Linked DNA regions of Homo sapiens: region 1 is linked to region 2. Evidence: read pairs that join two places in POLR2A ChIA-PET (ENCODE). Cell type or tissue: CD4-positive, alpha-beta T cell. All regions are shown on one strand. Links, peaks and the distances in the headings refer to the core of each region. The heading gives the core; the rest is flanking DNA.

Region 1 (2,916 bases), core at 290-2,789, 54 kb after region 2:
GGATCTCTTGAGCCCAGGAGTTTGAGACCAGCCTGGGAAACATAGTGAGACCTTGTCTCTACTATAAACAAAAAATTAGCTGGTGTGGTGGTGTGCACCTGTGGTCCCAGCTACTTGGGAGGCTGAGGCAGGAGGTATCACCTCAGCCCGAGAGGTGGAAGCTGCAGTGAGCCGTGATGGTGTCACTGCATTCCTGCCTGGGCAACAGAGTGAGACCCTGTCTCAAAACAAAAAACAAACAAAAACAATAAAATAAGATAAAATGATACAGTGACCAGGGATGTTGCTTATATGTAATAGGAGATGACAATTCTGTTTCACAGGGTTGACATCAAAATTACATAAGATACTACATATGAAGCACTTAGCATTGTGCCCGAGACAGGGTATTAATTATGGTAACAATTACTGAATGTTTGTAATGTGCTAGACACTGTTCCAAGTACTATGGGTAGACTAACTCATGTAATGACCTTGTTTTCCAGATAAGGAAACTGAAGCACAGGTAGGCTGAATTACTTGCCTAAAGTCAGGGAATTAGCAGAGGATAGAACTGTGACATTCTGGCCTCAGAGCCTACAGTTTTAACTGTTTTATTAAATATTAGTGTCTGTCTGTCTTTCATATCTTGATTAAAGGGGGCTGGAGGGCCCCGAGGAGGGCATGCTCAAATCTGTAGGAGGTGTGGGGGTTGGAGGCCAGGTGGAACCTAAGGCAGCTTGTGGAGCAAATGCAAGGGCACTGGAAGGTGAGTCACCATGTAACCTGGTGATGCTACTATATGACAAGAAAGTGAGAATTGAGGATAATGGAGTTATGAGATAATGGAATAAAGAAGGTGTCTTACTTGGCTCAGGCTCTGGCTGCGATAACAAAATATAGTTGACCCTTGAACAACATGAGTTTAAACTGTGCAGGTCCACTTATATATGGGATTTTTCCCCCATAAATACACTGAAAAATTTTTTTGAGATTTGCGACTATTTAAACATACAGATCAGCCAGGCATGGTGGCTCATGCCTGTAATGCCAGCACTTTGGGAGGCCGAGGCGGGTGGATCACCTGGCATTAGGAGTTTGAGACCAGCTTGGCCAACATGGTGAAACCCCATCTCTACTAAAAATACAAAAATTATCCAGGTGTGGTGGCGCATGCCTATAGTCTCAGCTACTTAGGAGGCTGAGGCAGAAGAATTGCTTGAACCCAGGAGGCAGAGGTTGCAGTGAGCCAAGATTGCGCCACTGCACTCCAGACTGGGTGACAGAGTGAGACTCCATCTCAAAAATAAAAATAAAAAAATAAAAATAAAATAAAAATACAGATGAACCATGTAGCCTGGAAATAAATATAAAAAATAAGAAAAAGTTAGGTATGTCATGAATACATAAAATACATGTAGATATTAGTCTATTTTATCACTTACTACCATAAAATACACACAAATCTATTATAAAAAGTTAAAGTTCATAAAAACATATACACACATAGACAGCACATGGCGCCATTTGAAGTCAAGACAAACGTATGTAAATGTAAAGATGCAGTATTAAATCATAATTGTATGCAATAACAGTAGGATATATTATACTACTATAATAATTTCCTAGCCACTTCCTGTTGCTGTTGTGGTGAGCTCAAGCATGGTGAGTACCCACTTAAAACAGTGTGTGACGCTGATCTCTGAGTGAGCAAGTGAGTAGTTAATCTCTCCAGGAAATTATACATCACAGTAAAAAGTGATTTCTTAGGGCGAGCGAGGTGGCTCACGCCTGTAATCCCAGCACTTTGGGGGGCTGAGGTGGGTGGATCACCTGAGGTCAGGAGTTTGAGACCAGCCTGGCCAACATGGCGAAACCCCATCTCTACTGAAAATACAAAAAATTAGCTGGGCATGATGGAAGGCGCCTGAATTTCCAGCTACTTGGGAGGCTGAGGCAGGAGATTTGCTTGAACCCGGGAGGTGGAGGTTGTAGTGAGCCAAGATCACGCCACTGCACTCCAGCCAGGGCGACAAGAGTGAAACGCTGTCTCAAAAAAAAAAAAGTAATTTCTTCTTGTTCTGCTGTTTTTTCTTTTATTTTTTTTGTTTTTGTTTTTGAGACAGAGTCTCACTCTGTCACCTGGGCTGCAGTGCAGTGGCGAAATTTCTGCTCACTGCAACCTCCGCCTCCTGGGTTCAAGCAATTCTCATGCCTGAGCCTCCAGAGTAGCTGGGATTATAGGTGTGTACCACCTCGCCTGGCTAATTTTTTTTTTTTTTTTTTTGAGACGGAGTCTCGCTCTGTTGCTAGGCTGGAGTACAGTGGTGCGATCTCGGCTCACTGCAACCTCCGCCTCCCGGGTTCAAGCCATTCTCCTGTCTCAGCCTCCTAAGCTGGGACAATAGACATGCGCCACCATGCCCAGCTCATTTTTGTATTTTTGGTAGAGATGGGGTTTCACCATGTTGGCCAGGATGGTCTCAATCTCTTGACCTCAAGTGATCCACCTGCCTCGGCCTCCCAAAGTGCTGGGATTACAGGCGTGAGCCTCCGTGCCCGGCTAATGTTTGTATTTTTAACAGAGACGAGGTTTCACCGTGTTGGCCAGGCTGGTCTCAAACTCCAGACCTCAGGTGATCCACCTGCCTCAGCCTCCCAAAGTGCTGGGATTACAGGCGTGAGCCACTGCGCCCGGCCGCTTTTGACTTCTTTTACGACATGGACCTTTCTGTGATACAGAGACTGAAACTAAAGCATATGGTTGGAGAAGGATTGGTATTGTATAGACAAAAAATTTAGAGAAATGAAAAAGCAAAAAAGACAAATTACAACGTATTTTCATAAAGTTTCACCAAGTGTGCCTGCCTCTCTTGTTTCCCCTTTCACCTCCTTTAGCTTTGTCATCCTTGAGACAACAACACCAACTGCTCCTCT
Region 2 (2,916 bases), core at 311-2,810:
GGCTATAGATACATACCTTTTCGTCTCAGCTCCTCTTCTTTCCTTTTAAGAAAAGCTTGTACAGCTGCTGATTGGACACCTTTAACTTTTGGGTCTTTTTTTGGAGGCCCCACTGCCAAACTATACCTTTTCTAAAAACAAAAACAGTAAAAGTTAGAAGCAATTCAACTTTTAAAATACATTATTAGGTATAAGGCACTGTGCCAGGTAATAAGAGGTATAAATGTTAACTGTGAAACCTATTCTGAATAATTGAGAGATCATATAACCCATAATAAAGCTTAGCTATAAAATTTCAGACTATTTATTACGTATGGTGATTTTGGGGTACAAAGTTTCCATGTAACATCCCAAAATAATGCATAAATGAACAATTCACAGAAACACTGTTTTCAGGCTATTTTCCAAAAAAGAACCTGGACTGGGTAACTAAATGAAATCACCACTTAGAAGAATCGATTATTTGTGTTTTAAAATTCTGATTTAGGCTGGGCTCAGGGTCTCATGCCTGTAATCTCAGCACTTTGGGAGGCGGAGGCGGGCGAATCATGAGATCTGGAGTTCGAGATCAGCCTGGCCAACATGGTGAAACCCCATTCCTACTAAAAACACAAAAAATTAGCTGGGCGTAGTGGCGGGTGCCTGTAATCCCAGCTACTCAGGAGGCTGAGGCAGAAGAATTGCTTGAACCCGGGAGGCAGAGGTTGCAGTGAGCCGAGATTGTGCCACTGCACTGTAGCCCGGGCGACAAAGTAAGACTCCGTCTCAAAAAAAAAAAAAAAAAAAAAAAAATCTGATTTAGGCCAGGTGCGGTGGCTCACGCCTATAATCCCAACACTTTGGGCGGCTGAGGTGGGAGGATTACCTGTGGTCAGGAGTTAGCAACCAGCCTGGCCAACATAGTGAAACTCCGTCTCTACTAAAAATACAAAAATTAGCCGGGCATGGTGGCGCACATCCGTAATCCCAGCTGCTTAGGAGGCTGAGGCAGGAGAATGGCTTGAACCCAGGAGGCAGAGGTTGCAGTGAGCCGAGATTGCGCCACTGCACTCCAGGCTGGACAACAGAGCAAAACTCCGTCTCAATCCATCAATCTATAAGTAAGTAAGTAAGTAAGTAAATGTATAAAATTCTGAGTTTAAAAATAGCCTGCCTTAGAAAGAAGCATTTCAAAGTCCAACTTTTCAAACGAACAGAAAAAACTACTCCTCACAACTATTTTCTCTCCTGACTACTCCAGATGATTTCCTAGTAGAGACTCATAGCTACATGTTTTATTTTGCTTAGAACACGGAAACACTGAGGTTTTACTTTGACCACACACAAAGGCTGGGGCAAACCACAGCAAAAAAGCATTTCAAAAAATCTATGCAATAAAGGCCCAATTCCCAGCAACCTTTAACTGTAGCTCTTATGTTCACTAAATGTTAATTTGCCTCACAACCTCCTTTTTAGACAGGTTCCTATAACACCCAAAAAAAGCTTACATTATCCTGGCACAGATGAAGTCTCTGGACCTCAGTTTTTATATAACTGCATCAAGAAATTACTAAACTCAAGTAATGTTAATTTGAACTATAAAAGGAAAAATATTTCCACTTTATAAGTACCTATTATGAGAGAAATATGACGAACATAGAGCTAAAATAAATTCAGACCAGGGATGATTCACCTCTACGACCATTCCACATTAAATCCAGGAAATAAGATTTTTAAAGTATCCTCCTTTTTTTGTTTTGTTAGGCAGATGCATTCTCATCTAACGTACCTGTTGCTGTGGCTAGCAGAAAAAGAAACATGTCCAAGAACAAATTGAGACAACTTAGGAACAACTTAGGAACCAAAAAAGTATTCCCAAATATGTATGAAATTCTTGGAGGAAAACCAAAAGATATGTGCTTACTATAAGGCTGCCAAATACGACGTATCTTGAAACAGGCTGGAAGTTTCAACTAAATTAGTCTGCCAACAAAGCAGCTGGCCAAGGAAGCAGGCTCTAATTCAACCTGAAAATCTTGCATGATAGCAATGCTGAGAAGTGACATATCCCTAATAGAGAGAAGTCCCAAGACAGCATCCAGATTTCTTTCCCAGTCACCTTGGCTAGGCCATAGTGAGATCCTTTAAAGTCCATATCTTTGTAAATTTAATTTTAGACTCTTTCCATAGTGGATAGGGGCTCAATATTTAAAGGAGAAAAGGGAGAAAGAAAGGGAGAGGAGAAAGGAGAAGTAATACTGCTAACCTAACTAGATATATATAAAATTGCCCTTGTTTACAAGAAAAGAACCACAAACATAGGTATTAATCACAAGGAGCTTACATTTTCATTGTGGAAAGGGCACCATGAATATGATTCAAATGAAGACATACAAAAAACTCATAAGCAGAGGCACACACTCACTCCACTCCATCCCATTAAGGGATTTGGAAGCAGAAGAAGGTGGATTTTTTTTCACTAACACTTAAGATTTTCCTGGCCAGGCGCAGTGGCTCAAGCCTGTAATCCTAGCACTTTAGGAGGCTGAGGCGGGAGGACAGCTTGAGCCCAGGAGTTAAGACGCCAGCCTGGACAACATGGTGAGAACTCATCTCTTTAAAAAAAAAAAAAAAAAAAAGGCTGGGTGCAGTGACTTACACCTGTAATCCCAGAACTTTGGGAGGCTGAGGCAGGCGGATCACAAGGTCAGGAGATCGAGACCATCCTGGCCAACATGGTAAAACTGCATCTCTACTAAAAATACAAAAATTAGCTGGGCGTGGTGGTGCCTGCCTGTAAGCCCAGCTACTTGGGAGGATGAGGCAAGAGAATTGCTTGAACCAGGGAGTCGGAGGCTGCAGTGAGCCAAAATTGCGCCACTGCACTCCAGCCTGGTGACAGAGCAAGACTCCGTCTCAATAAACAAAAAACAAAAA

What was found. ChIA-PET counts read pairs that join two places held together with the same protein. Peaks named below come from ENCODE experiments on the same cell type or tissue, not always from the same donor. Only the 100,000 strongest peaks of a DNase experiment are listed, where the experiment ranks them.
Region 1: POLR2A ChIA-PET joins it to region 2 with 6 read pairs; 5 of 35 experiments call an interaction of 5 or more read pairs at or near these places.

What each region holds. Positions count from the first base shown.
Region 1 is chr11:18,670,722-18,673,637 of GRCh38, forward strand. No RefSeq gene overlaps it. Among named protein-coding and RNA genes, the nearest start is that of TMEM86A, 27 kb to the right of the region's middle. In CD4-positive, alpha-beta T cell, for the core only: no CTCF peak of the experiment used is centred there; a DNase peak (open chromatin) is centred at 1,660; H3K27ac peaks cover 364 bases.
Region 2 is chr11:18,616,859-18,619,774 of GRCh38, forward strand. It overlaps SPTY2D1 (SPT2 chromatin protein domain containing 1), which reads right to left. Exons shown (of 6, transcript NM_194285.3): 2 at 17-131. Among named protein-coding and RNA genes, the nearest start is that of SPTY2D1, 16 kb to the right of the region's middle. In CD4-positive, alpha-beta T cell, for the core only: no CTCF peak of the experiment used is centred there; a DNase peak (open chromatin) is centred at 1,313; H3K4me3 peaks cover 741 bases; H3K27ac peaks cover 1,221 bases.